Linked DNA regions of Mus musculus: all the other regions are linked to region 1. Evidence: chromatin loops called from intact Hi-C (ENCODE). Cell type or tissue: heart. All regions are shown on one strand. Region 1 overlaps Gm40287 (a long non-coding RNA gene). Region 2 has its middle 63 kb from the start of Gm40287. Region 3 holds the start of Trib2 (tribbles pseudokinase 2). Region 4 has its middle 24 kb from the start of Mir6387. Region 5 has its middle 91 kb from the start of Gm48606. Region 6 has its middle 70 kb from the start of Gm40287. Region 7 overlaps Gm36235 (a long non-coding RNA gene).

The links. Peaks named below come from ENCODE experiments on the same cell type or tissue, not always from the same donor. Only the 100,000 strongest peaks of a DNase experiment are listed, where the experiment ranks them.
Region 2: it touches region 1 in a loop (2.5-fold over the local background); 5 of 42 quality-filtered maps call a loop at or near these places.
Region 3: it touches region 1 in a loop (8-fold over the local background); 8 of 42 quality-filtered maps call a loop at or near these places.
Region 4: it touches region 1 in a loop (5-fold over the local background); 4 of 42 quality-filtered maps call a loop at or near these places.
Region 5: a loop joins it to region 1, with 2.1 times the contacts of the local background. A loop is called at or near these places in 3 of 42 quality-filtered maps.
Region 6: it touches region 1 in a loop (3-fold over the local background); 5 of 42 quality-filtered maps call a loop at or near these places.
Region 7: it touches region 1 in a loop (2.6-fold over the local background); 7 of 42 quality-filtered maps call a loop at or near these places.

What each region holds. Positions count from the first base shown.
Region 1 is chr12:15,703,064-15,707,063 of GRCm38, forward strand. Gm40287 (a long non-coding RNA gene) reads left to right here. Exons shown (of 6, transcript XR_872503.1): 2 at 1-216. Among named protein-coding and RNA genes, the nearest start is that of Mir6387, 96 kb to the right of the region's middle. In heart, no CTCF peak of the experiment used is centred here; a DNase peak (open chromatin) is centred at 1,628.
Region 2 is chr12:15,540,898-15,544,897 of GRCm38, forward strand. No RefSeq gene overlaps it. Among named protein-coding and RNA genes, the nearest start is that of Gm40287, 63 kb to the right of the region's middle. In heart, no CTCF peak of the experiment used is centred here; no DNase peak of the experiment used is centred here.
Region 3 is chr12:15,813,806-15,817,805 of GRCm38, forward strand. Trib2 (tribbles pseudokinase 2) reads right to left here and starts at 2,980. Exons shown (of 3, transcript NM_144551.5): 1 at 1,426-2,980. The coding sequence starts at 1,695. Gm5432 (a long non-coding RNA gene) reads left to right here and starts at 3,132. Exons shown (of 3, transcript XR_001780551.2): 1 at 3,132-3,292. In heart, CTCF peaks have their summits at 1,497, 2,313 and 3,253; DNase peaks (open chromatin) are centred at 2,176, 2,586, 3,126, 3,816 and 3 weaker places; H3K4me3 peaks cover 4,000 bases; H3K27ac peaks cover 4,000 bases.
Region 4 is chr12:15,775,230-15,779,229 of GRCm38, forward strand. No RefSeq gene overlaps it. Among named protein-coding and RNA genes, the nearest start is that of Mir6387, 24 kb to the right of the region's middle. In heart, no CTCF peak of the experiment used is centred here; a DNase peak (open chromatin) is centred at 2,022.
Region 5 is chr12:16,138,891-16,142,890 of GRCm38, forward strand. No RefSeq gene overlaps it. Among named protein-coding and RNA genes, the nearest start is that of Gm48606, 91 kb to the right of the region's middle. In heart, no CTCF peak of the experiment used is centred here; a DNase peak (open chromatin) is centred at 2,021.
Region 6 is chr12:15,534,227-15,538,226 of GRCm38, forward strand. No RefSeq gene overlaps it. Among named protein-coding and RNA genes, the nearest start is that of Gm40287, 70 kb to the right of the region's middle. In heart, a CTCF peak has its summit at 1,754 (motif pointing right); a DNase peak (open chromatin) is centred at 1,775.
Region 7 is chr12:16,008,386-16,012,385 of GRCm38, forward strand. The region is part of intron 1 of Gm36235 (a long non-coding RNA gene); the gene reads right to left. Among named protein-coding and RNA genes, the nearest start is that of Gm36235, 5.1 kb to the right of the region's middle. In heart, a CTCF peak has its summit at 1,693; DNase peaks (open chromatin) are centred at 636 and 1,006; H3K27ac peaks cover 1,722 bases.

The DNA.
Region 1 (4,000 bases):
CTTTCTTCTGTACCTGGAAGACCTGGTGATCCATGATGAAGACTGAAGGAAGTAAAAGGGGAAGGGATTTGGAGTCAGGCGGATGGGGTTCAGCTTTCCCTGCAACTTCCTGCTTCCTTTGCTCAAAATGGCCTTGGGGAATTTGTGCTTCCCTCTCTGAACTTGACCTTCATCCTTAAAAATCAAACAATGAAACACCACAAGAATCTGTGAGAGGTAAGAAAGTACTTAACTCACTTGTTTGTTCCCAAGTGCTTAACCACTCTGAAAGGTGTGAATGAAATTCATTTTGACCCCTTTAAATTCCAAGCAGGATTTTCATGAGACAGTGAACTCTAATTTAATATATTTTTCTGTCTTCTTTTTTAAAAAAAAAAAAGTCTTTACAATTTTATTCATTTGTGTGTGTGTGTGTGTGTGTGTATGTGTGTGAATTAATTACATTAATTGATTGATTGGTGGGGCGTATGTGTACCATGGCACCCTTGTGGTCAGAGGACAACTTGCAGGGATGAGTTCTCTCTTTCTATTATGAGGGTTCCTAGAATTGAACTCAGGTCACTAGTCTGGGTAGTAAATAATACAGATTCTTTATGACACATGGCAATTCTAGACAATAATAATTACCTACTGAGGCTTTCTCTATAAGTGTGGATGTTGTATATCCATTTATGTTATGTATGTCCTTAATTGCTTAGCTGCCATGTTTATATGTTGTAATAAAAATGATTTAACAGGAGGAAAGGGAGCAGGATGCATGATTAGAAAGTAAAATGAAGAGTTGGAAATATTGACTTTTTAGTGGCAGAGGTTCTAAATGATGCTGGGAACCTCTAAGCCAATGACTTTATTATCCTGTATTTTAACATCCTTACCAGGTGGGGGAAAAGTCATTAACCAGGGATGTCTATAAGAATTCTGTATGTTACTCTTTTATCTAATTTTGTGCAAGGATTTTTTTCCCTCCATGCAGCAAATCAGGCACACTGAGGAGGTGAGTCCAGGTTTCATAGGAGCCTATGGTAGCCAAGGGGCTTACAGAGCACCTACTATGAACACATTTGCCAGCAAGGGAAGGTTATGGTCAGTTAGATTGCTTAGTTATCATGAAAGACCTACCAGGATGTTGTATATTAGGTAACTGAGTCTCTTCTAACTAATGTTCAGTCTGCGAGGTCCTCCTACACAACAACACCACAGACACATTTTTAATTTTATCAGCACCATGGATTTTTGTTTGTGGAGAATTAAGACCCTTCTCTTCAACACTGAACTAGGGTAAAGAAAAGGCAAGTATGGCAACAAAGCCACAGAAATATAAAGATGGACTCGACTCGGAGACCTGGTCACATGCAAGGAAGAAAACCAGAAGATAGAACTGGGGCAGGGAGGAGGAGGAGGAGCAGGAGGAGCAAGAGGAGGAGGAGGAGAACATGCAGACAGAGCACAAGCTGAAAGGGACCTTGAGTATTTTCAAATTAAGCTTGTCTTTTTTTCCCCATAATAACAGTTACTTCATATCCTCCTAAAGTTGGCATGTTTCTCTTGGGAAGATAAATCCTTTCTGGCAAGCTGGCTGCATTCTCGCTGAAGCAGGAAGCCCTAGTCATCATCCCATTATGCAATGCTGCGTCCGGCCAGTAATTGCCTATCTGACATGCTAGCCTCCCACATTCCTGAGATGCGTCCAGCAGAGGCAGGAGATGAGATTAGCGTGTGTTAGTGTATGTTTGCAGCTAGCCACCATTGCTCTTAGTCAGTGTGTCTTTCAGTCCCTATGTGCTGAATCAGGGACAAGGATTGTGGACCGTGGAAGACCTGCTCTGTCACAAGTGTTTGTCTCTAGGTAGAAATGCTTCCCTTTGGGAAAAGATGGAATTTCAGAGAGGATTGGCTTTGTTTTAAGCATATCTACCATCTATCTATCTATCTATCTATCTATCTATCTATCTATCTATACATACATACATATATACATACATACATAATGCATATGACAGATATATAGAGATATGAGACAGAGTGAGAATTTAATGGCTACAAAGCACCCAGAAAAAAATACCACGGCTAACCACATCATTATCCCTGTGTGAGGCTGTGCAGATTCAATTACTTGGCATATAGAGCACAAATAAAAGGTTAGGAACATAGAAATTGAGTTCTGCCACATACTATCTGTGTGACTGGAACTGTTTCTTTACTTTTTCTAAGTCTCATGTGTGCATTAGACAAAATAATAAGCACTCCACCAGTTAGTGCAATATGATGAGATCATGTGTATAAAAACCCTTGGACCATGTCTGCCTGTCAATACGTGCTGTTTATGTTTCCTGGATATATGTCAAGCATAGGTCAGGCTTTGTATTCCCAATCCTTCCCTCTCAGCCCCCAGCACAGCAGTGTTCTATGAGCACCCCTTCCAAGCAGAGACTGTGGGAAATAATTCTGTATCTCTAGCTTACCAAAGGGCTGGAGACACAGACAATCAGTGCATTTGTGCTAAATATTGATGGGAGGGAAGACAACGGGATGAGAGTGAAATACAGGGAAAAAGAGAGAAGGAGATGAAAATAGGAAGGTGAAAAGAAGGGGAGGGAAGGGGAAAGGAAAGATCGGAAGTAAAGAAGAGAGAAGAGGCAACGATAGAGGGAGGGAGGGACAGAGAGAGGGTGAGGGAATGAAGAAATGGACAGAGGAAGGAAAAGGAGAAGGGGAGGAAGGTAGTAGGGGAGGACAGAAGACTCAGAAGGATGGGGAGAAAGACAAAGAGACTTTAAGACTTCCAAAGTCAGTCAAGCCAGAGGGAGAATAAAGATCTTAATTTTTGTCTCCTGATTCTCCCCCAAAGAGTTGGTGTGTTGGCCCATTCTTCTTACCAGCTGAGTTTCTTCACTGGACCTTGTGTACCATTCTGTTTCTCCCCCCATGCTTTTACTTGCATGACTTCCACATCTATGGAGTTCTTCATCCCCATCCCTGTCTCTTCAAGTCCCTGCATCCATCAGTATTGTACATATCTTCTTTCTGGGTGCCTTTCTTGACCCAGTAGGCTATGTCATCACTAAGTTCAATCATTCTCCCTTTCTGCCTATTTCATGTCTGAATGTGCCTGCCCAAGTAATGTGCCATTACTGTGTGCGCCTCATAGCCAGAGTTCTTAAACATAATCTCCTGGTACAGACCATCCCCTCACTCTTGGGACTCAGACTCCTTATCTCTTGGTAGTTCAGACTGTGGACCTTTGACAACTGTCAAGGCATCCTGATGTTTGTCCAGATGTATACAAAGTGTATACCTGCACCGAGATATGACACTTGAAGATGTATCTTTCACAAATCAAATAGGGCACATTTTAAACCCTGCCTAACTTTACATTTGCTGTTTTGTTCTGTTCTTATCCTTCAGCTCCAGCCTTAGAAAAGAGCATTTCTGCCATTGCACTGTGTCTTAGAACCACTCTAACTTCACATTGCAAACTGTATGGCCAGAAACAATGAAATACATACATCCACCCTGGAGGTTAGAGTATGAAATCACAATGGCTTTGAGGCTGTTGTCTCTCTGAACTCCTCTAGGGAAGATTTCCTTGATTCTTCTGTTGGTTTTCTAGACATTTTGGCATCCACATTGCCTGCCACCCTGTCTGCACATTTGTCCCTTGGCACTCTATCCCCATGTGGCTCCTTTTTTTTTTTTTAATAAGGACACCAGTCACATTAAATGAAGAATCCTCCCCAGTCCAGAGTGACATCATATGCTTTAATTATACCTGCATCAGCCCAACTTCCAAATAAGGTCACATTCTGTTGTGCCCTCAGCTGACATGTCTTCTTTTTAAAGGCCGAATCATCTGGTGGATAACACTATATTGTACATACAAGCTAAGAAACTCAAGTGGTAGAGAAACTGCATCAGAAAAAAGAAGACAAGAACTGAAGACTAAATAAACTCAGAAACTATGAAGTAACTAGAATGGCTCTTAGGGCTCCTTTTTTGATTG
Region 2 (4,000 bases), 160 kb before region 1:
GTTTGGATTTTTTTCTTTGTTTGGGATTGTTTTTTGTTTTGATTTGTTATTTCCCCATCTGTTTTAACACTTTTGGCAAATATGATACCTAGGATCATCAATGGGTATCCTTGGATGATCAACTCAAAATCCAACAGGAGTCAACAGAGCAGGAGGGAGGAGGGGTTGTTCTGGAGAGATCCACACGACTGACCATTATATTAAAAAGCTATTTCTCCAAGTTGTTCTCCAAATTTGCATGATGGAAAAGTTTACCTTTGTACTTGACAACCAATTGTCTTAATCTCCAGTCATCTTAACTCAACAGAGAAAAATTGATTTCTGACCTTTTTATAGATAAGAGGTTTTTCTGAGTCCACATTGAATATTCTACAACTGAAAGAACCTAACACATCCCTGCATTTCTTCACAGTAATGGAATCAAAATGAAATTACTCGTGTTCTTAAAGAAAAGAACTGCAGCTTGAAGAGTCAACATAGACTTCTGTCTCCCTAAGAAGCAGTAAATGTGAGGACATTTTTTATTCAACTACATAACTGGATCACATAGAAAACACCAAATTGTTGATTGGCAAAACTGTCCATATTAGTACAGTCCCCTGGTAGGGAAAATGCTGGCAGGAAGGAAAGTTGATTGGATGGCACATTTAGTTGGACAGATTTTTAAAATTGTTGTCCCTTTTATATTTCATGTTTTTGTCAGAAATCAAGAGAATGGAGTTTTTAAATCAAAATCAAACAGATAAGTATGGCAGTTTTATGTGTGAAAACAAACATAAGCAGTTCTATGCAGACTCAAGCATAAAATAATTCAGGCATGATGCTGGACTTACTAAGGTCAGCTGGTTTCTCCCACCAGAAACAATGGCTCTCAAACCTTATACATGCCACAGCCTCCTACCATGGGACATAACCTTTAATCCTATGAAATGTTTTGCTAAGTCACCATGTTGAAGTCTTGGAAGTTCACTAGGCCACCTAACATCCAACCCCATCACCTGAAGGTAAAATCAATCAATCAATCAATCAATCAATCAATCATATACCAGCGCTACAGCTTCAATGCACTCACTGTCTACATCTCTCCTGCTCAAAGATCAGGTTTTTGTTATCATCTGTCCCAAATTCACATTAGTATCTCTGAGGACAATGGTGCCCCTCTCATAACTTTCTAGTAGAGTGAAATAAAAATCCTTGTGATCAGTGCAAGAAAATAAAAGCAAGATTAACTAGTGTCTACCACTAACCAATATACAACACATGTGGTCGAAACCTCTCTGCCAACATGAGGCAGAAAACAAAAACAAACAAACAAACAAACAAAAACCAAAAAAAAAAACCAAAAACAACAACAACAAAAAAACCTTCTATTTCACAGTTCAGATATAATTATTGGCCACATTTTCCCAAGCAAAGATGGTGACTTTGGCTCATTCCCTGGGAGACTTTTCTTCCGGTCTTGGCACAGGGGTTGGCTTTTCTTTAACAGATTGTAGTAATGTACCTTTCACTTGATCCAGTTCACTCATTTATTCATTCAAAAGATATCAGAACCCAAAATGATACTTGAGAAGTAGCAAGATAGCAAACCCACATATTCACAGAAACCAGGCACCACTGGCTGCATCTGCCTGTCAACAGCATACCAGATTGGTCCAGCAAATGATCAGTTAACTCTAGTGATTCATTCTCGACTTATAACATTTCCAAGATGCTGAAATTCACCCATTAGGACAAATTTGTGGATGGCAGCCATTCTTCCAACTATTGCACCCTTTGAACTCCTAAACAAATTATGTATAAATGTTCCTAAACATCACTGTGGAAAGTCCTTCCAGTAATGAATGTGACTCATGCTCTGAATTTCCAAGCAGCTATTGAATAACATGAGCCGAGTGTTTTGTCCATGGCCTTGACCTGACCATTTCCACTTTAAAGATGTTTTGGCTTGGGCATGATTTCCAGAGCTGAGGTGGGTAAGAAGTCACGATTGTACTTGCTTCCTCTTTCTACACATTCCCCATGTACTGATTTTCCTAGTAATATTACTAAAATACAATTTATAAGACACTAATCCAATCACTTGATTCCTTTGCTTATAAGCCATCAATCACCAAATCATAGCCACCACCAAGGTGCCATTTCCCTTCCAACTCACAAACTCTGAGCATTGAAGTACCCCCAGTGACACAGCATATTCACAGGCCATATTCGTGGACTTTCATCTGACCTAGCTCTCCATAGAATGGTCCTGAAGTGTCATTCTTCTCTCATAACAAGCAGTCCTCAAGACCCAAGTTGTCAAAAGTGACTATCTAAAAGAGCATTCACTGACAACGCTAAACACAGGTTCACATAGCCTTCCTAAGTCAGTTTGCCATCTCCCTCTTACTGGAATTTCTTGCTAGTAAGTATGCAGTTTTGTTAAATGGACTATATTTTTCTCACTAGTTATTGAAAATCTCCCAATGCCTTACTATAATTCCATAGATCACTGTGTTGGTTGCAAAGAGTGACTCTTAGGATTCTTCTCCAATGTTGTATTGTCATCTCAGAACTGTGTAGCCTAATGGACCCCCTTGGTAAACCTCTACTCCCAAAAACATTTACAAGTCATAGTACCAGCAAGATTATGAAGTATCAGTGAAAATGGTTGTGGGGCACTACAACATGAGGAACTCTATTACAGGTTCACAGCATTAGGAAGGTTAAGAACCCCTGGTATAGAGAGAATAGAGAAACTTGCCATATGGGCAAGAACTATTCATCAGACCATAGCCAATGTACAGCTTCATTCTTCACTAGCATGTGCAAGTCCTGGTGAAATGATTCTTCTGAGAGTGTCATGTCATATCACATATTTCATAGCAAGAGTCACTGGTTTACTTTCAGTCAGTCTAAGAGAGGATGAGGCATAGAGGGAAACAAGTCATTGACTATATAGAACACATAGATTTTCCCTTATGGAGTCTCACTTTGTACAGAACCTGTTCAATATGGAATGAATTCAGAGTGTGTATATGATGATTATATCCAAAATATGTTCATAAATAGTTTGCACTTGAATATCAATTGATATGTGATGAGAAAAGTTTTTGTTTGTTAATATGAATACTCACTGAGCACTTGCACAATATTTAAAGACTCACAAAGATGGTAGTCATCTTGCTGATATTACCAAAAGCCAGAATCATGTAGAGACAAGGCAGCTGATGTTCATCAAGGTCAGATAACTGGCCACTTATCAAAACCTTGTTGGCTACACTCTACTGAAGGCCCTTGGACCATTGCCACCCACATTGTGCATATCTTTGTGCTGCTTCTTGGCACATTTAAGGAGACTGTCCTGAGTTTCTAAAAATTGTCCCCAAGGATGGCAATGTGAAAGCACACCATGAGGGAGTAAGCACCATGGGCTTCTACCATGTAACGTGAAAGAGACCAGGAACTAAGCTTCCCTGAGTAGAAGGGATCACTGACCAAGGAAGTTTCTCAGGAAAACCAATTAAGCTTCTGTTTCCATGGAATATCTGGATTCCCCAACACAACACACAAACACACACACACACACACACACACACACACACACACACACACAAGTGTGGATATAAAACTGCTCCTTTCTGCCAACTCATATTGTTCAGTAAATAGACCTCACCATTTCCTGGGATATGAGCCAATTTGATTACCTCCTTTTTCCATGCTTGGAAGCTGCTTGGCCGTGATCTCTTTAACCTCTGCAAAACCATGGGAAATGAGCTTGTAAATGCTGTTAATCCTTGAGAAGATTTTAGATCTGTGGACTTAGGTGTTTACTGGGAAGACACAAATTTCTCTGACAACAGCTATCATCCTGGTCAACACAGAACTCTGGACAGCTCCTACTCTACCCCCACCTGAAAAAAGAATCGTAGGAAAATGGTCTTTGCTACCTCACCAGCATCCCAGCACACTTGGGCTTTCTTTGCTCTCCATTCTCAACTCTCTTGTTTGTTTTAAA
Region 3 (4,000 bases), 110 kb after region 1:
TTGCCTACTAAATTTAATGCTTTAGCTGGGCATAGTTGCTCTTGATTACAGTAACTTGGAGAAGATGCAAAAACCCCCAACACTTAGTACATGCAAACAGCAGCATTTAAAGAGTCTCTGGTTTCCTCTAAAAATCGGAAATAAATAATCTCAGAACTGCCTTCTGAGATCTTCACCCACCCGGTTTTTGCAAGGAAGCGCTCCAAGTCAGCACGAAAGAAGGTGATTTCACAAAGCAGCCAGTGATTAATTGAGGAAAAGTGTAATACAGTATTTGTAGCACAGCTGTGCACATTACCCATTTTAAAGGCAGCACAGTCGCACTTCCACCTCAATAAATAAATAAATAAATAAATAAATAAATAAATAAGAAGAACCTAAATTTAAGTGGTAATGTATTCTTGATCTACATCTGGGGAAGTCCTGTTCTCCACTGCAGTAGGAAACTGACTGTAGTCAAATACTTTGTTATTATCCTTCCTTGGTCCTCTTGTCTGGTACTCGGTTAGCACACACAAAGACACACTGACACATAGAGACACAAACCAGTTACTGTTCAGGGTCAAAGACAAAAAGGAAATTGAAGTGTCCTTCTTAGTACTAGCCCAGGGGGCTCTAAAGGGCAGTCTCTAAACAGGCAAAGGTGGCCTTGTGGGTGCAGGGGAGTAGCAATGGGGGTGTGCAGTCAGGGAGTCTGAAGACGCGAAGAAACCTAGACAAAAAGAACCAAAGGATTCGTTGTTCACCCAAAGGTGCGCAAGGGGCGAATTTCCACCCCAACCTTCCTTTCCAGGCTTCAAGCCGAAGAAAGAGCTTTAAAACTCCTCTTTTCCCCGGCTAGAGCCTTGGTCTCAGCCAGAGGGGACACTTTTTGTGTCTCTTTTAAAAGGCCACCTTTGGAACAAAGGTTTAACACCTGCAGGCTGCTAAGAACAATGGCTACAAAAGAAACCAGAGGAGCAGCGTTTGAAAACCAACCGGGGATTCCCTAGTCCTTGCAGCGAGGGGAGGGGAATCGACTCAGAGAGAGAAATGCCCAGGCAAGGGGAATCAGCCCGGTGCACCCGAGCTCTACGAGCCTCCTAAGGGGCACGCGTGTCCGTGCCCCAGTTCAGATTCGCCGCCCTCCCTTCCCGGATCTCCCCAAAACGCCCCCGCTGCAGCCCGCCTCATTGTCTGAAACGGTCTGAAAACTTCGCAACTAGTCGAACGTGGACAGACACACAAATAAACCCTCTTAACGAGGCCACGCATAATGATCCCGGGAGTCTTTCGCCCCTGGACTTGAGAGCTTTCCGACCTCCCGCACCGTCCCCGGCCCCTGGCAAAAGACCCAGGATGATTTTTTTTTAATTTTTTAAAAAAAAAATTTTAATTTTTTTTAAGCAAAAAAACAAAACGCAAAAGCAAAGCTGGGCTGGTTACCTTGCAAACCAGCTCCTCTCCGCTGTGCAGATGCACAGCGCGGAAAACGTGGTCTCCCTCCAGAGGCTCCAACAGTAAGTATTTCCCGATGCAAGAAACGCAATGCGACAAGTTCGGAGTCTCGGGCGGGCTCGGAGAGCCAAGGTTCGGGCTGAAACTCTGGCTGGGCTCAGCGGACCTTATAGACGACAGCTCTTCGAAATCCTGGGTTTTGTTCCGCGATCTCCCATATCTCGCTATTGTGATAGGGGTAGACCTGTGTATGTTCATGAGTGTGAGGATCGCACACGACAAAACAAACAAACAAACCAAAAAACCCCTCTGGAGAGATGGATGAGCCGCGCCGGTGCAGGCGCCTCGGTGCTACCGACTTAAAAGGATCAAGAAGGGAGGGGACCCGTCTGGGGCTCCGTGGAGGAAGAGTTAAGAACTAGCCCCCAGATGGGCGCTGCAGGGCTGGTCCCCGGCTGCGAGCCCCGCTCCCGGGGGTGCTCGCTCTGCGGACAACTCGGGTCCTTTTGTTACCCAGAAGCTGCCAGCGCGGTGCAGAACCGCACGCTGGACTCAGTGGGTCTCTGTTCGCAGCGTGGATCTGGACGAGTGAGCGTGCCTCTGGGGTGAGGAGCTGCAGCGCCGGGCTTCTGAGCGATCCCCAGCTGAGGATCCGCAGACCGGGCGGAGAAGCCCTGCGTGGAGTTTGTGCAGTCTTCAGGGAGCGCGCGGCGCCGGCTCGCCCTCCACGCGTTAGAAACCAAACAAAAAGAAAAAGGAAATAAGCTCGGGTCTACCGGCTCACGCCGCGCGGCAGCCAGAATCCGCGCTGCACCCCCCTCTTTTTGGTGGAAAGGGTGGGGGGCGTGTAAGGGGGGTGCTAGAGAGGGCAGTTACCTAAGTCTTAACTGTAGATGGCGTCTGAGGCTTTTCCAAAAAATCGCAGAGCTGTCTCTCTCAAGAAAAAAAAAAAAAGACAGAAAAAAAAAATTGCAAAGGCGCTTTTAACTTGGGGCGGTCAGCAGTGGCAACAAAAGATTGCAAAAGCTGAGTAGGGAGTGCGCGGAGTAGGGCAGGCACAGGTACCGCGACAAAGCCCAAGGCAGAGCCCGCGCGGTCAGCACTAGCTCTTGCTGTCGCTGCTCACGTCCCAGATCCTCCTCCGATGAAGCAAGAAGTGCGGGCGGTGACCTGGGGGGTACCAGCAGCAGGAGCTTTCCGGGGGTCCTGCAGGAGCTGCCAGCAGATGCTCCCCGGACTCCGTCAACCCGCGGCGTTCCTTTTCCGCTGCACAACTGGGTCTTGAGCCTTGAAACAATTTGCAAACCACTCTTGTCTCCCGATGCCTTGCGACCAAATTGCACGGCGGGGTTTGCTCTGCAGGAAAAATAAAAATCGACGGCTTGTCTTCTTTTCTTATTATTTTTTTTTTCTTGCCACCCAGAAGTAGGAGAGGACCGTGTATTTAAAAATTAAAGGGGATGGCCACGGCGCCCTAGGCCAATCCCGGCGCTCAAGCACGCCCGCATCCCCGGGCGAGGCGGTATTAATAGTTACTTACGTGGCCGGGGATCTCGGAGCGAGCCCGGCTGTGTGTGCGCGTATGTGTGCGCGCGCGCCTCGCTTGCTCGCGCTCGGTCTCCCCATTCAATGTCACCGACACATTTCCACAGAGCCCCCGCCCTCTTCGCCGGCCCCGCCCTACCCACGCCCCGGCCCCTGTCATTGAGCCCGGAGCCCATCAATCAGCGGCGCCGCTGCCAGTGCGCGCGCGGCTCCCCTGCGCCCGCCGGCGGCCAGGGCTGCTGCCGCCACTCCTGCAGTGCCCCCACTGGGGGCGCCAGCCTCGCCCCCGGATGGCTCGGCCAGGCGCGAGGTAAACAGTGCTTTATATCCTTCCGCAGTCCAAGGGCTCTGGGCTCCCCTGGCCTGCTGTTCGCGCTGCAGCGACAGGGATGCTGGACTGTGTATCTGCCACCGTCGCCACGCAACACCGGCAGGCTCAGGTCAACTTTGAGACTTAGATCCTCTTCCCCGGGATTTTCCGCAGAAAGCCTCGCATCTTCTGGGTACCGGGCACCCCTCTGCTGCTATGTTAACCTGAACAAGCAGTTCCCCGCGGGTTTTAAAAAAAATGAAGGATTCTTGCAGCCCACAGTCTCTAGAATTAGTTTTATTCTTTCTCTCCGGTTGCTTATCATTTCAACAGAAGTCCATTGTGAGCTTGTAGTTAGTGTCACCACCCCTCCCCCACTTACCAGTTATAGGATTGGGGATCCTTTCAGAGTCTTTTGACTTCAGGACAAGGTCTTTGGGGAGAGCTCAGGAACACACACCTTTGCACCCACACTTCCAGCAAAGGATGTTGGCTCCTAGCCAAGGAGTCAGGCTTCTCCAGCCCCGGCATCTCAGTATTTAGGCCAAGAACACATTCAATACCGGGTTCAACGGAAGGCTGCACTTTGACCCTTGCTTATTCTTAACTTCCTGGGAAGGTTCTGGACCATTGGCTTGAACAGACCTGGGGAAAGTTCAGACCACAGCTTAAGCCTCTTGACTTTACCTAATGCATCCTGGTAAGAGT
Region 4 (4,000 bases), 72 kb after region 1:
GGAAGCACTTGGCAAAGACTCCTCATAAGGCAGAGGGCTGAGAAGCAGACAGCACAGACAGAACCACCAGCCACACCCAACCACTTAACCTCCACATCTCCTTCAAGTAGTGCCATAAGCCAGAGAGGTCCAAACATGAGCCTATGGGACCTCAAGCCATAACAACGGGCTCAAAGAGCTTAAGCATTCAATTAGATCATGGTTGTAGTACAGTATTTATAGCTTTGTATGCCACCCTGGCTGTCAGCTGGACTTAATATATTAAAAACCACAGTCTACTATGAGGAAGAAAGTGAGTCAGGAGACATTTTTAGAAAGCATGCCTTCTCCAGCTCACCCATAGCCCCTTGCTTTTCTTCTGTATGATTTGTGCTTCTTCCACCCTTCCTCTGTCTTGGGATTCTTACCATATCCTCATGCTCAGAATAACAATGTTATGCATGCTTTTTTGCTGGGCCCCTTACGGTATCTCTCGGTCCTCTGGCATTTACTCGGTATGCATTTGATGATACATGACTATGGCTATACACATGTGAATTTCTGAAAAAAAGACAAGAATTCAAGCATGACTTTCTGGAATAAGTGGCCCCAGAGCTACACTGAAGGTTGCTGATAGAAGAAGTATCACTATGTATCTTAACTCCCTTGATATTCAATGTCTCCATTAATACAAGTAGTCACACCAACTAGGTAAACTCTAAACCTTTGCTAGGTGAAAAATATTGAAATAGAGGCCCATAATTCATAAGCTAAGTGGTTTTTTTTTTCTGTACTACATATTATAATTTTTTTCTTTCCCAACTCTGGTTCTATAGAGTCATCAGTTAGTTAACAATTCAATGACCAGGCACTTAGCCCTAACTCTGCATTTTCCTGAGAGAGGATCATTCCTATGTATGGTTAGTCTTGAGTGTCAGCTCACTGGAATTCAGAAAACACTGTGGAAACAAGTGTTTTAGCATATTTGTGAGGGGTTCCTAAATGAGACTAATGGAAGTAAAAGACTCACCTTCAATGTGGGTAGACCATTCCAGGATGTGGAGTCCTGAAGTGAATAAAAAGGCAAAAGCAAGCTTAAGTACTAGCATGTATCTCCCTCTACTTTTTGATAGTAGATGTACTCTGACCAGCTACCTCAAGCTCCTGACGCCACCATAATTTTTCCACTATGGTAAACTATACCCTTGATCCATCAGCCAAAAAAAAAATCAATCTCTTCCTTCCTTAAGTTGCCTTAGTCATCAAGTACTCATCTCTTCCCCAAGACTCATGCGTTAAAGCCTTGGTCTGAAGTTGGCAGATGTGATCAATGAGAAGTGAGGGCTGACCTACTCAATGTATTCATCCATTGATGGATTTAGTAACAGATGGCTTTATTGAGAGGTCATGGAAACTTTCAGAGATGGTGCCTAGCTGGAGGGAGTTAGTCACTTGAAGCACATCTTTGAAGGATATATCATATACCAAAACCCTTTCTCTCCTTCTCCATTTTCCAGCTATCCTGGAGAGAGTAGCTACCCTCTCCCATGCCCTTCTGCCATGATGTGCCAGCAGCATCCGCAAAGTCAAATAATAAGAGAGTGAGTCATAGACTAGTCCTCTGAAACTGACTGCTTTAAAACATGAGTCTAAATAAATTCTCCTTCCCTTAAATGATTCATGTGTTCTACCACAGCAACAAAAGTCCTACTAACATGATGCTTAGTAAAAGCTATCAGAGAAAGGTTGGCCTCCTGCAGTATGGTATATCTCCTCCTCTTCTTGGTTCTTCTGCCCAGGGCACCATGAAAATAGGAGTCATACCTGCAGAAGATAATAGAGAACACCAATATTTATAACCAAAGCCAAAAGAAAGGGTACTGGGTGGGTCCCCTTCTTTTCCTCCTGTGCCCCTCCCAAGATGAACATTTAGTGTTCCCCAGGCTGCTCTTATCATCTTGTGAGGCACACAGTCTCTGCTTGTGCATCCAGAGTAGACAGAACATCAATGTTCTCAGATTCTGTCCAGGCCAACAAATCTCACACTTCCTTCCCAGGAGGGGAAGAGTGATCTCAAGGGTGGAAGCCATTGTTACTCCTTCCTGTGGGCTGGGTTGTTCTAGGAAGGATGTGTACTTCCCCTTGAAACCTTAATTTATTTACTTTTAAAATGGGAAATGATCAGACATTGGAATCCTATTGAAGCTAAAATACCTTAAACTTTGTGTTCCCATCTAGCTCAGAGCAGGGCTACTGCCCACACCATCCTGACAGAACTGAGTAGACTGTTTCAGAGGGAAAACTATTCCTATGGGATAGAATTTGCAATTCTCTAAGCATGATCTACTTAGACACATTTCACGGGTGGTGTGGAACAAGGAGCTGAAATCAGGAAGGCATGGCTCAGTTTGTCCTTCAAGAAAGAATACTATGAAAGCGATTCTTTGACAGCCCCTAGCAGTCATCTCTTTCAAGTTTGTCTCAGTATATCTGAGGTTGTAGTGTTCTCAGAATAGTCTATACATTGACTGAGAGTAGAACTACTGATATCTTAATAGTCGGTGTGTGCTGCGGAGCTCTGCTTTGGGTTAACACACACTTGTTCATCCTAAATCAATGACTATGCTTCTTTGATCTTCCTTTCACTGGTATTTCTTCCCAAGACATTTTCCATCCATGTGATTCCTATAGACACAGGAAGGCCAGGAAGATGACCCAAGACAAATAGGTAAAGAGAATCACTAACCACTCAAATAGCAATTGAGACATGTACCAGGAAAGAAGTAGGACACAGTTCCCAAAACATTAGTGGCTTCATTGCTAAAATTTCAACCACTGGAAGCTTTAAGAGACAATCTAGTAACACTTTGATTCAAATATTTGTAAATGTGGGAGAACCATTTGTAGAAAGAAAATCAGACCTCTCAGTAGTGCCAGGAATAAAGAAAATTTGTTAGGCTCTACAGGTATAGAACTGATATAATAAATACCCATACACACACATACACACACACACACACACACACACACACACACACACACACACACGGAATTTATGACACTGGCTTGCAAGTAATGGTTTTAGTAGTCTAATAATGGCTGTCTCCTAATGGGAGGGCCAAGGATGTAGTAGTTGTTCAGTCCATGAGACAGTATGTCTCAGTAACCCAAATCTTGTCTAGAGTTCCAGAGAAGCTGTAAGGAACTTCAGGTCTTGGATCTACATTGGAATCCCCAAAGAATTAGGTTTTAACACCAGTAAAGGAGTGTCACAGTGACAGGATATATGAACTTGCCATCAAGAATGAGGGCAAGTAGGCAAAAAAATAAATAAAAAATAAAAAGCTTCATTCTTCCATTTCTTTTATGTAGGATGCTGCCTGAAGGTGTGACCCAGCTTTAGGATGAGTCTTCTCACCTTACATGACCCAACTGAAAAAACTTTTCATGAGTCAGAGGGCTAAAGGACACTATGAGAACACAGCACACAAAACCAGCTAAGCAGGTCTCATAGGGGCTCACAGAGACTGAAGAAACAAACAATGTATGGGTCTGAGTTAGGTCCTCTGCATATACATTATGTCTGTGTAGCTTGGTGTTCTTGTGAGATTCTCAACAAGAATGAGAGTGGAAGATGGTAGGTGGGTAGTTTAAGGGATCTCTAGCTCTTTTGCCTATGCTTGGGACCCTTTTCTTCCAACTGGTTTGCCTTGTCCAGCCTTGCTATATGGGTTTATGCCCTTATATTGTATCTTGTTAGGCCATGTTCAGTGGATATCCCTGGGAGGTCTGCTTTTTGGGGGGACTAGAGGGAGGTATGAGGCATGGATATGTGATCTGGGGGGTAGGGAGGTCAGGGTAGGGTCTGGGAGGAAGGGGAAACTGAATTTGGGAGGTAATACATGAGAAAAGAATAAAAGAAAAAAGAAAGGAAATCCTCGTCAAGCATACCCAGGTGTTTAGTTTTAGTTGATTCCAGATGTAGTCAAGTTGACAACGAAGACTAGTGCTCACAGAGGGT
Region 5 (4,000 bases), 440 kb after region 1:
AAGGTAGAAACCACAACAGAAGGAATCAGGAGTGGGGGCATCTTTTCTACTTGGTGGGTAGGGGTGGATAGATGCTTTGCAGATAGACCAGCTGAGGGTTCCAATGAGGAACTACAAGTGAGTAGAGCATCCAGGAACATCCATACCTGACACATCTCATCAAAGTCAGTAGATCCTCTCCTGTGCCCCATCTCCTCCTCAGCTGGTTACTACTCTATTCAGAGTCCTCTGCAAGTGACAGGGAAAGGACATGTGCACTCACTGTTGGAGAAGCGCAGTATCTAACAGCCATGCCTGTCTTCACAGAGCACGTACTGGGATGTTCAGGGGGGCCCTCAGGGGAATCACCACTGTCAGCTCCAGAGGCTGCACATGGAACCTGCTTCCTCTTAGTAACAGTGAAATAAAGCTGCAAATTGCCACAGACCCAGATCACAATCTTCATATCCAGGGAGCAAAGGGCTGGCAACATCTACACCCAGCACCTGGCCCTGCTGGGCTTGGGACTTAAAAGATAGGGATGCTTTTGATTCTCACTGTTGAGTCATGAAGGGAAATGTTCGTTTCCTATCAGGCCCACTCAGCTGGAATACTTTTAACGTGTCCCTCTTCTTTTCAAGCTCTCTTTCATCTCCCAAAATAGCCACATCAATGATGAATTTGTCCCGCGTGTTTTCTGCAATGAGTTTACGTCTCATTGGATTCTCATTACCTGAGCAGGAGCTGACTCATATGGGGGTCACATGTCACTGTTCCAGGCTCCGTCTCCAGGCATGGTGCTCCTACCTCCTTGCATTCGAGCCACCCCTCTCCTGCTCCTCTGACCCCACAGCTGTCTGCTCCTTCATGACTACAGAGCCACAGCCAGAATTCTGCTCAATGATGCTAATATTCCTGGTCAGACATATGGAGAGGAGGAAGGCCCTGCCTTAGCCCAGAGTCAGCTTACCTTTGTGTCTTGAATTTGGAAGGAAGAAACAATTTGCTTGCCAGTCCCCATAATCTTTATTGGAAAAGAAGCATTTTAACTGCTGGTGCTAGTGCCTGAGTTATGCATAGGATGCAGAAGCTGTCCTAAGATGTCACTAAAGGCATAATGCTAGCAGACAGCATGTCACCACACAATATTGCTTGGGGTGGGAGGGGATGGGGCAAGATGATCGTTTCACCAAATTTTATGGTCAAGTAGAACTCCCATCCAATCTAAGTGAAAAGGTGGCCTGAGGTCCTGTAATCAGGACACAACCTCTGCTCACATCTGGACTCCATCATTTCTTTGCTCCATGGTTGGCCAGGGGTTTCACCTTTGTTCAGCCTCAGTTTTTTTTTTTCACTCAGAAAATGGGTACGATATTATTGAGTGTACTAAATTACTGTCAGGAGTAAATGACATCATAACACATAAAGCATGTAGCCTGAATTCCGCTCAGTGAGGCTTAATTAAATGATGCTGTGGATGGAGCTGGGAAAGGATAGAGGAGGGAATGAATGGCCCCCAAGCATGCCTGCAGCAGATGCTGCCAGAAGTTGGATATGGACTCACTTTAAGAACTTCTGAAATCAAACTTTTAGTATCCAGGATGATGAAGCAATTCAATGCTTGAGTTCCTTTGTGCCTGAGGAGGAAGAGAACAATAAAACTGGAGATGATGAGAGAATTAATGATAAGTCCTGAAGGAATAAGACAGACGGGTTCACCGTGAAGTCTGCAGTGCATTCTGGGAACTGAGATTCCTTTTGCTGGGATTTTAAAGACGTTATGGCTCTAAATGAGCTGGTGGTGGAACAACCCAGCTAAGATACTTAGCAAAATGGCTTAACAACATGCCTTGATATTAATCTTGGAAGAATGCCTATGGAATATGAAGAAGACATTAGCTGGGAAACAGGAGGCCTGGATTCTAAATCACTGCACTATCTTAAAATAGCCCTTTCCTCCAGGGTTTCATTTGCCTTCCTTTCAAATGGCAGGGTTGAAACCTGTGTCCTTAAAGCTCCTTCCAGTGTGACACTCTGCAAGCCTTCCTGCGTCATCTCACTGAGCTGACCGGGCAGGAACTCTTCTGATTATTGCCCTCCCTACAGGGGTCCCTTAAGGGAGGAAACCCATTGAAGGACACAGGGAACTATAGAGCAAGGGTTCTGGGCTGGCTTGGAGAGGAAAGCTGGGGATCTGGGGAGGGAAGCCCCCAGCTCAGAGGCCTAGGCAAAAGCATCAGGACATACGCTGAGCAGTGGCTAGGTGCAAGGAAACCTTTGGAAGGAACTCTCCAGGGCTGCCATAGAGGACTCTGCATCTCTGGATTATACTCTGTCTCTCACGTCTGAGGGCCCTAAGGGCTTTTAATTTCTAAATAAATTTGACAAAAAGCCTTTGCAGAACAAAAGTCTGGGCAATTTTACAACAGGAGTTGAATTTCTTGCAAACATATTTTCTCATTCAGTAATCACCCAGCATCTGCTGGGCACTAGGCTTCAGTTCTGAAACAAAATAAGAGGAAGCCACCCTGAAACAGACTGTTCACAGTCCAGATGGGCTTCCAGCGCAGTCGTCGGCACAGAGGGCATCCTACTGTCTCCTAATGTCTCCCAGCATTTCAACACAGCCTGTAAAGAGACCATATTAAATACAGCACTGAACTTAAACTCAATTCCTTTCTCCATGATCCCCATAGCCATCTATTTGCTAAAACATTCTTTCACTGTGTTTTTATGTTTTATTTTTATTTTTCATTATCTGTGTTGGTGTATGTACATACACATGCACCTGTGCTTATATGTCTATGTTTGAGTATATGCATGTGTGTGTATACTCAAAGAGTCCAGAGGCACCAGATGCCCTAAGAACTGGAGTTGTAAGTTGTAAGGGTGTTGTAAGCTGAACATGTGATTGTTCAAATTAAACTATCATCCTACACACAATCAGTGCAAGCTCTTCACCACTGAGCCATCTTTCCAGTTCTCTTTTGTTTTGTTTTGTTTTGTTTTGTTTTGTTAAGACAATGTGACCCAGGTTGGCTTCAAACTCACATTGCTTCTTCCTCAGCCTCCCTAGCACTGAGATTACAAGCACCTGATGCTACCTCCATTGATCCCAGAGCACAATGGATGTCTTCTTCTGTGTAATAAAGTTGAGTGACAAGCTCTTAAGTGAAAACTTAATAATCTCAGGACACAAGCTGTGTCCTGTCTATCAACAGCATTGATTAATTTGCATAAAATATAAATTATGATCAAGGAACATTTGCTGAAGTAATGAATTACCTTTCACCATATATCAGACACTGTAGTAGAAATAATTTGAAGAGGTGTTTTAAAATAATGTATTCCCAAAAGTTATCATTTAGATTGGGAGAACAAACTGGATCAAGCAGACAAACACAAGTTACCGTACACTTTGCATAGAGTGAGTTAGATCATCACAAGATGCCTGTGTGTGGAACAGGGCTGGGGTAGAAAGGAAAGGCAACTTACCTCTGATGGGTCCACAATGGGAAACCTTGGGATACTGGAATAGAATGTCTACCTTCAGATGGTTTGTCATGACTTGAGGCAGAGAAGACACCTTAGAAGGACAGACCCTATTGGTGACCAGGCAAGGAAACAGAGAGAGAGAGAGAGAGAGAGAGAGAGAGACAGAGACAGAGACAGAGAGACAGAGACAGAGAGACAGAGACAGAGACAGAGAGAGACAGAGAGAGAGACAGAGAGACAGAGAGACAGACAGAGACAGACAGAAAGACAGAGAGGAGACAGAGAAAGAGAGACAGAGACAGAGTGAGAGAATTTTTTTCTGTTCTCTAGAAAATCTTAACTTCAGTGGTGAAGGTCCTTACCATTTTTTGAATTAGAACATAGACACTGACATTTTAAAAATTCCCCACTGTACATGTAGAAGTGGAAAAAATTCTGATCTAGGGTAAATGAAGGAAATAGAATTGCTACTGAGCCTAGTGACCAGAGCTCAACAAGAAGAACTTGTACTGATGGAAGGAGAGAA
Region 6 (4,000 bases), 170 kb before region 1:
CTCATTACATTGATTAAACTCTGAAACAAGCTCACAAGCATTATTCAACCTAAGTGCACAACTTTGAGAAATATCAGAGTTCAGTCCCTCTGGCTTATTGTGGACAAAGACAGCAAGTTCCCACTGCAACAGTACTGAGCTATCTCCCATCGGGAACTTAGAGCAGAGGGAGTAGTCAGATGCTGATGATGTCAGCATGGTGTGACAAACATGCTTCCCCATTGAAGATTCCAGAGGTTTAGAGTTAAATTCAAGGGGCTCAGATTCGTGCAAAAGTAGTTTTCTTGCTTGCAAAAACTGTAATTCTGTGTGAGTGTGTGCGTTTGCGCATGCACATACATGCCAACACATGCTGCCGAGGTTAGCAGAAGGCAGTAGGTGTGGTCTTCTGTCTCTGTTCTCTTTGTTTCTTTGAGGCAGAGTCTCTTGTTAAACATGAAGCTTGTGTTTGCCCACTAGGCTGGCAGCCAGCGAGTCCCATTGGTCTTCCTTTGTGTTCACGGAGCTGGAGCAGCAGGCCACTACTGCATACCTGGCTCTTTCATCCTGAAGCTTGCAAAGCAAGCTTAACACAGCAACAGCTCTTCACTGCTGAGCCATCTTCCAGCCCCGCAAACATAGTTTCTGTTCTAAAGAACTGCACGGACTCTACCTCACAAAATGTCCAAGGTCTCAGCCCACTTCAGCTGGTATTAGGTCCTACCCTTTTGTCACACTTAAGGCTGTTGTGACAGTTCTAACACAAACACCCTCTGCCAGACTCATGTGGGACGTCTACAGGTTCACACAGTTTGTGCCCTAATTCCTTCAACCCCAACGGAAATCTCTTCATCTTTGATCACCAAAACTGTCACTTCTTCATTCTCTTCTGATTTTTCCACTATGCCTAATGTTTCTTGGCCCAGTTAATCTGCTCTTCTCTACCATCCACTGTCTGCCATGCCCCCCACATGGCGTTACCACCTACCTGCTTCCACCCCTGCCCTTCTTCACTCCCCACTACAGGTACACACAGAGGGAAAAGCCAAGGTTCTCTTTCCCATCTACACAAAGTCACTAACACAAGATACTTCCTAAAGCAGCAGTCAGCTTCTACTAGTGTGAATTAAAATAACAAACGATACTTAAGTGAATATACTGTATCAACCAATCAGGAAACATCTCAGTTTATAGTTGGCTGTATTGTGAATGTTACTTTTGAATGTAAATGTCTCTTGTAATCCCTGCCTTTCTGCCTACTGCAACAAAAGAACAGTCACTTTCTTCATCTTTTCCTTGGATACATCTTTAATCCCATCCGTGAACCTCTCAGATTCCATGCAATCATCAGGCAAGACTTTACCTAAAAAGCATTTTATTCCTCCAAGAACCAATGTTCTTCTGGATATATATATGCCCAGGAGAGGTATTACGGGATCCTCCGGTAGTACTATGTCCAATATTCTGAGGAACCGCCAGACTGATTTCCAGAGTGGTTGTACAAGCCTGCACTCCCACCAACAACGGAGGAGTGTTCCTCTTTCTCAACGTCCTCGCCAGCATCTGCTGTCACCTGAATTTTTCATCTTAGCCATTCTGACTGGTGTGAGGTGGAATCTCAGGGTTGTTTTGATTTGCATTTCCCTGATGATTAAGGATGTTGCATTGGAAATGTAAATGAGGAAAATACCTAATAAAAATATTAAAAAAAAAAAAAAGAACCAATGACCAATGTTCTTGAAGTTGCAGGAAAATTGCGAAAGAGATCACGAGGGGGCGCCAGAGCCACACTACAAGGCAATCCAGAGGCTGCCTCTCAGAAAGAGGTGTGTTTGCCTGCAAGCACATTGGTTTGCGGTTTGTATAGGATCTAGATTCTGTTCACTTAAGCTCACCTTGACGGAGGTCTGGACTTATCTATCACCACACCTGCTCGATTGAAAGCTGAGTCCCACAGGATGAAACAAATTTCTGTTTCTCAAGCCAAAATAATAATCATAATCATCATATAAATGGGTTATTGAATATGACTTGGCTCTGTTTTCTTGATTTGAAATCTAGCATTTCTCTGCTGGAAGGGGATTGAGAATTCCTCTACTTATCATTATCCATCTCCTCCCCACAGCATAAAACAGAGAGATACTGAGTTTGGAGAGAAAAGTTTGCCTGGTAATGATAGTCCGAGCAGTTAGTAGCAGCAATGGCGCTAATGGCAAAGCCCTGCGGTTCTAGAACCTTCGTTCCGTGGGTTTCTCCAAAGTAGCTTGAGTGTGCAGTCCCCACTATGTCCTCTGAAGCTCAGAGAAGTAAAATGCCTTCACAGGCTCTCCAGGGAGGTATGATGCTTTTAAGAATAAGTTGTCTTTGGTCTCCTAGTCTAATCAAAGGCTAATTATTTGATCAAAAAAGCCAAGATTTTCTGTTTAAAGGGCCATTCATTCTAAATTTTAAATCCAAAATGAATTTTTTTAAAATGTCAGTTGGATGTGTGTGTGTTACTGATTATAAGTAAAGAAGAATAGGTCATGAATTTGAGGATATGAGAGGAGTTAGAGGGGAAGGAGGAATGCAAATGATGCAAATACAGCACTCATGTGCACAATTTTTTAAAAAAGGATTAAACTAAAAAAGGGGCGTGGAACTAATACTGACTTGGGAAGCTTCCGTGTCCCTCTAAGCTGTGGGTTGCCGTGCGTCAAATGTGTCAAGAAAACACTCTCTCAGCACTGAATTATTTTTTAATGACGTGCTAAAGCACAGAGACTGTGAAGTCTTACTCAGGCAAGGCTGTGTGAAGTGCTCTGTGGCAGACAAGGGGTCCACAACCCCCCACATTCTTCCCTTCTCACATCTCTGCACGCATATGCCAGTGGAAGGAACAAGTCAGAAAAGTGAGAACTGACACAGATGGAATGAAGCAGGGGAGAGGGACCAGACTGGGGAGGAAGGAACCCACAGATATAAAGGGCGTGTGCAGGAAAGGCAGTCCAGACAAGAGCATTAACTGCTCACTGGTTGGACATGAGTGTAGTGTGTTCCCCGCTGATTCCCTGAGCTGAAATTGTTTCACCACTGTGAAGTATTATGGACACTCGGGCCTAGCATGATTACCAGGGGTGGGGGTGGGGGTCCATTTTGCTCTGTCACCAAAGTAGAGTCTTCATTAATGCACTGTGCTGTCCTTATAAGAAGAGAGAGGGAGACTGACCAGAGGACACAGAGCATCAGCTCCAGGCTTTTTGTCAAACCCCATATGGTAAGTAGGCCATCACCGGATATGGGACTTCAACTTTGCACGTATATGATTATGACCCCAAACACTCTTTTTAAAAAATATGAGTTACCTAATTTTAGTTTTGTTCATTATACTCACAGGAATCAGAATAATACAAAATTCAAAACATCATAGCAAACACACACACACACACACACACACACACACACACACACACACACATACATTACTCCAGCAATGCTCTACCTTATAAGGGGTCCATAGCCTTCCCAAACAGTACCACCAGCTGGAAAAATGAGTGCTCACACACATGAACCTGTGGAGGACCTTTCTCGCTCAAACCATCACTATACATTTATGATGGATTCATTCATCCACTCATTCATTACATAGCCAAGAAAGAAAAATTTTATATGTTGGCACTATATACTAAATCTCATCAACTAATTCATTGTGTTTCTTTTCTTTGTTTTTTTTTTAATCGTATTTCTAGTTTGCCTTCATGTATGTCTGTGTGAGGGTATCAAGTCCCCTGGAACTGGAGCAACAAACAGCTGTGAGCTGCCATGCTGATGCTGGGAACTGAACCCACTAGGGTCCTCTAGGAAGAGCTGTCAGTGCTAGCAACTGCTAAGCCATTGCTCCAGCCGTTCATAGTTTTCCAGATGCCACAGAGAAATGTGATGTGCAGATGCCTGGTTGAATCGCGGGACTTGGTAGAAGGGAGAATGTCATGTGAAAACTGCTAAGGATTGATTAATATTTGAGTGATTTCCATCTCAGACT
Region 7 (4,000 bases), 310 kb after region 1:
TGTGACACCTGTCTTTCACACCAGAAAACCAGGGTCTAACATCTGCTCTGGTGGCTTCATTCTGACTTGTGGCTTTGAGCTGGCTAGTTCCTTCCTCTTTTCAGCCTCTGGGTCTTACACTCTGAAGCCTTCCACCAGCCACCAAGCCTCTGATTGCTTTTGCGCCTCTCCATCTTCTAATTTCGATTTTAGATCTCCTTTGCAAGTTTGCATGGCATTTCTTTATCCACATACTTCCTGTAACATGTTTCTCGAGATTTTTCATTCGTGGGTAGTTATCTACTGATCTCGCCAGCAGGAAAGACCTTCACAGAGCTTCCTATCTTAAGTGCATTTAAGGTTTAATGTACAGGGGCTCTTCCCCAAGGAAGACTTCACAAACAAGTCACAAGTTTGTGCAGGACATTTCTAGACCTCCTGAGAAGCCATCTAGACAGACTGTCCCTCAGAGATAACTATTATCAAATGCTCTTCTTTCCTATCCTTAACTGTGCTGAGATCCTGAGATGTTACAGCCCATCCCCCACCCCAAAGAGAGTATAGTAGGAAGTGTGTACAAAAGTGTGTACTTAAGCCCCCACCTCCCACCTGCCTCTGACACTCAGTCTCTGAGCAGGCTTGAGGTGGTCACTTCTGAAGGAAGTGCTGAGGGGGGGTTGGGTGGCTAATCCCATTGTATCAGCTTTCCTGGGAAGTAATTCACACAAGCATACAGTTATATTAATTATTAACTGCTACATTTCAGCCCCAGGATACCTGCTAGGCAAATTCTCTACCAGAGAGCTATGCTCTCCTCTTCTGAATTTTGCTTTCAGAGACTGAGCTGTTTACCTCTGCCAATTAACATGTTACTACGTCATCTCCTTCTGCCTCTTTTTGGTATAGTTTTGACTGTGTAGCTGGCTTAAGCCAAGCTTGTAGTCACACCAGGCCTGCTGGGCAGCACTGATTTGCAAACCCTGGTCTCTGCTAGCTTTTGGAATGAGTAGCCCTGACCTTCTCATGCCTGTTCAGCTAGTGTGGGGCAGGAAGGGGAAGGGTGGAGGAGAGTTCCCACCCTTTCCTGCATAACAACACAGGACCTCAAACGTGCACCCGCTACCCAAACAGCCAACAAAAGAACACTGTCTTCATGTGCCTTGTGTTTCTCCTTGCCCAAGTCCTCACATGAAATCATCCTTTAAATCCTTAAATTGTGCTTTTTAAAAAGGCTCTTTCAACCAGGCAAAATTGCCTCATTATTTGCAAGAATGTATCCACAATGCAAAAATAGTATATGAAAGAAAAGCTGCATCAATTAATATCCACATCTTACTCAGCTCTAGACAATAATTGCTAAAAAGAATGATTTCTACTAATTTAACATATTATCTGGGGTATGAAGAATCTTTCCTCCATATGGAGAGAAAAGAAGCACTCAGATTGGTCTGAGCAGTCCATGAGCCTTCTACCTGGCCTTTGTATTGTTATTATCATTATTATTATTATTTTAAATAACCCTGCTTATTATACTTCAAGAGGTTCCAGACAAAAAATTAGCAAGTTGTCTGCTGATGAATCACTGACAGCAAAGGCTGCAGACAGTGGAAGCAGCTGCCACACTTAGGGAAGACCTAGCAGATTGCAGGAAGGGAGCCAGAAAGCCCCAAGAATTGCCTCTTGGAGGCCTGTTTGACTTTCTCCAGCTTGCACTATTCAGTTTCCTCACCAGGACACTGGCGAGAAGGCTCTGCCGCAGATGTCTCTGGAGCTGTAGATTGGCATTTGGACATTTCTCCGTGTCTCCTGATGAAGCCAGGACTTGGCTACGGTGGTTCTCACAGGAGTGCACACAGGCAGGAGGACCCTGGTATGCCATGGCTTTCTCCTTCCTAACTTAGCTTTGTTTCCAAAACTCAGCTTTAATGACTGAATTAATTTACTATGTGCAGGGAGAAAGTCGCAAAGCCTGCCATTACAACCCACTTGCATCCCCAGTTCATGCCCTGTGCCCTCTCCTTCCCACCCAGCTTGCTCAGATTTCACCGAAAGGAGACACTCCTCCCCAACCGGAATCGCCTAAGGCAAGCTCACTGTGTGGGAATAAAGATGAGTGTGGCTCTTTCCCTATGCAGCAAGAGAAAAAGGAAGAGAGATTCTTTATCCCCCACACTGAGGAAAGCGCGTTAGTGTTAACTGTTACAAGAGCTCCTGTTGCCACTTTATGAAGTTAGCCTAAGAATGAGGAGATAGATGGAAGCGTCAGTCTTTGGACAAGCTAGGTAAAGTCAGAAATCACATTGGGGTGAAAGCAGGTTGGTCAGCCGTCCTGCGTCAAGCTTATCGTTGTGCGTCAAGTTTATAGGGCTCCCACCTTCCTTGCATGACCAGAAGAGAAACCGAAATGCAGAGCGAATGTCATGGAGAGAAAAAAGGAGAATACAGGCTGGAGAGATGCTTGTCCTGCTGGCATGAGAGAATGAGTTTGGACGCCAGCACCAACATAGAAAGCCAGGCTCAGAGACACTTTTGTAATATCAGTTCTGGGAAAGAAGAGCAGGTGGAGCCCTGAAACCCATTGCCCGGCTAGCCCAACTGAACTGATGTGTTTCAAGTTCAGTGAAAGGGCCTGTTTCAAAAAGTAGCTTAGTTGCTTAGCATTTAGGAGCACTTGTTGCTCTCGGAGAGGACCTGGGGTTCAGTTTCTCAGCACCCACATAGTAACTAACCAACACCCATGACTCTCTTCCCAACGAATGCGATGCCCTCTTCTGTCTTCTGGGGACAACAGGCACACACACGCAGCATATACAAACATGCTGGCAAAGCACTCATACACATAAATAAAATAAAATAAAATGAAATAAAATGAACTTTTTTAAAAAGTAAGCTAGAGAGCAATTGAGGATATTTAATGTCACCCTCCGGCCTCCACATACACATGGGCAAAGCCACAAAGATAGAAAGATATACTAGGGGCAGGGTTTCTGTGTTAAGGCAGCTCACTTGAGTATGCTGACACCTCTGTGGATGCAAATGGAGGCCTGGGAACTCGCTCTTCACCCCTGCAAAGCTCTAGCTTTCTTTCCTTGGTGCTCTGGAAGATGTCCCCAAAGCCTTCTGGAGAGTTCTGTTTTAGCATCCCTAATCCTGGAGGCAAGAGGGCCGTTGGGAACATGTCCAAGGGCTGAGGCTTCCTCAGCCCACACAAGAGGCCTGGGAGGTCAGTGGGCACAGCCCCCTGCATGTTCAGACGGAAGGGTTCTGAACGGAGTCTTGGCTCCGGAGGCTGTATAGGTTCAGGAAGCTGCAAGCTCAGTAGAGCCAGCCGGGAAGAAGACAACAGAGCTGGTGCTGGACCCTTTGATCCCCACAAAGAAACCAAGCCATGGCTGAATGAAGGTGGACCTTTACCAAGGAGCTCATGGCTTTAGCTGTGCCTTCTCCAGATGTCTTCAGCTAAGGAGGAATCGGAGAAACAGGGCAGCCCGCAGAGACCTGCTCCGAGGTAATGAGCGGAAATAGAAAATGTAATTAACATGTCTGCCCTGAGAAAGGAGAGCTAACTCTATTACCCTCCTCCTCCCTGCTTCCATTATGAATGATTGTGTTTCAATTATGATCCCAAAAGTATTTCCTTCAGGAAATATGTCAGGGTTCCGCAATAGGAAAGAAGGAAATGGAGCCATGAAAGTTTAATTTATTGCGGTGACTGCATTTTAAAAAAAGGGGGGGAAAGAACAGAACTGCAGGGGGTGGTGACAAATACAGCGACTCACCTGCTGTGAGCAGGCCCTGTTTGTATAAAGGAGGCCCAGCCTGTCTAAACACTTGTTTGATGGTGTAGGATGGAGAAGGAGAGGGGATCCCCACCCTCCAAGGCACAGTGTGATATGCTGGCTCCCTTGTGACATTTAGGAAGGCGAGCACTTGGTTTGAGGGTGATCAGCAGTCTGGCTCCAGCACCCTACCAGATACTGGCCTGAGTGAGTAAGGTGGGCCCAGTGCCACCTCAAATCGC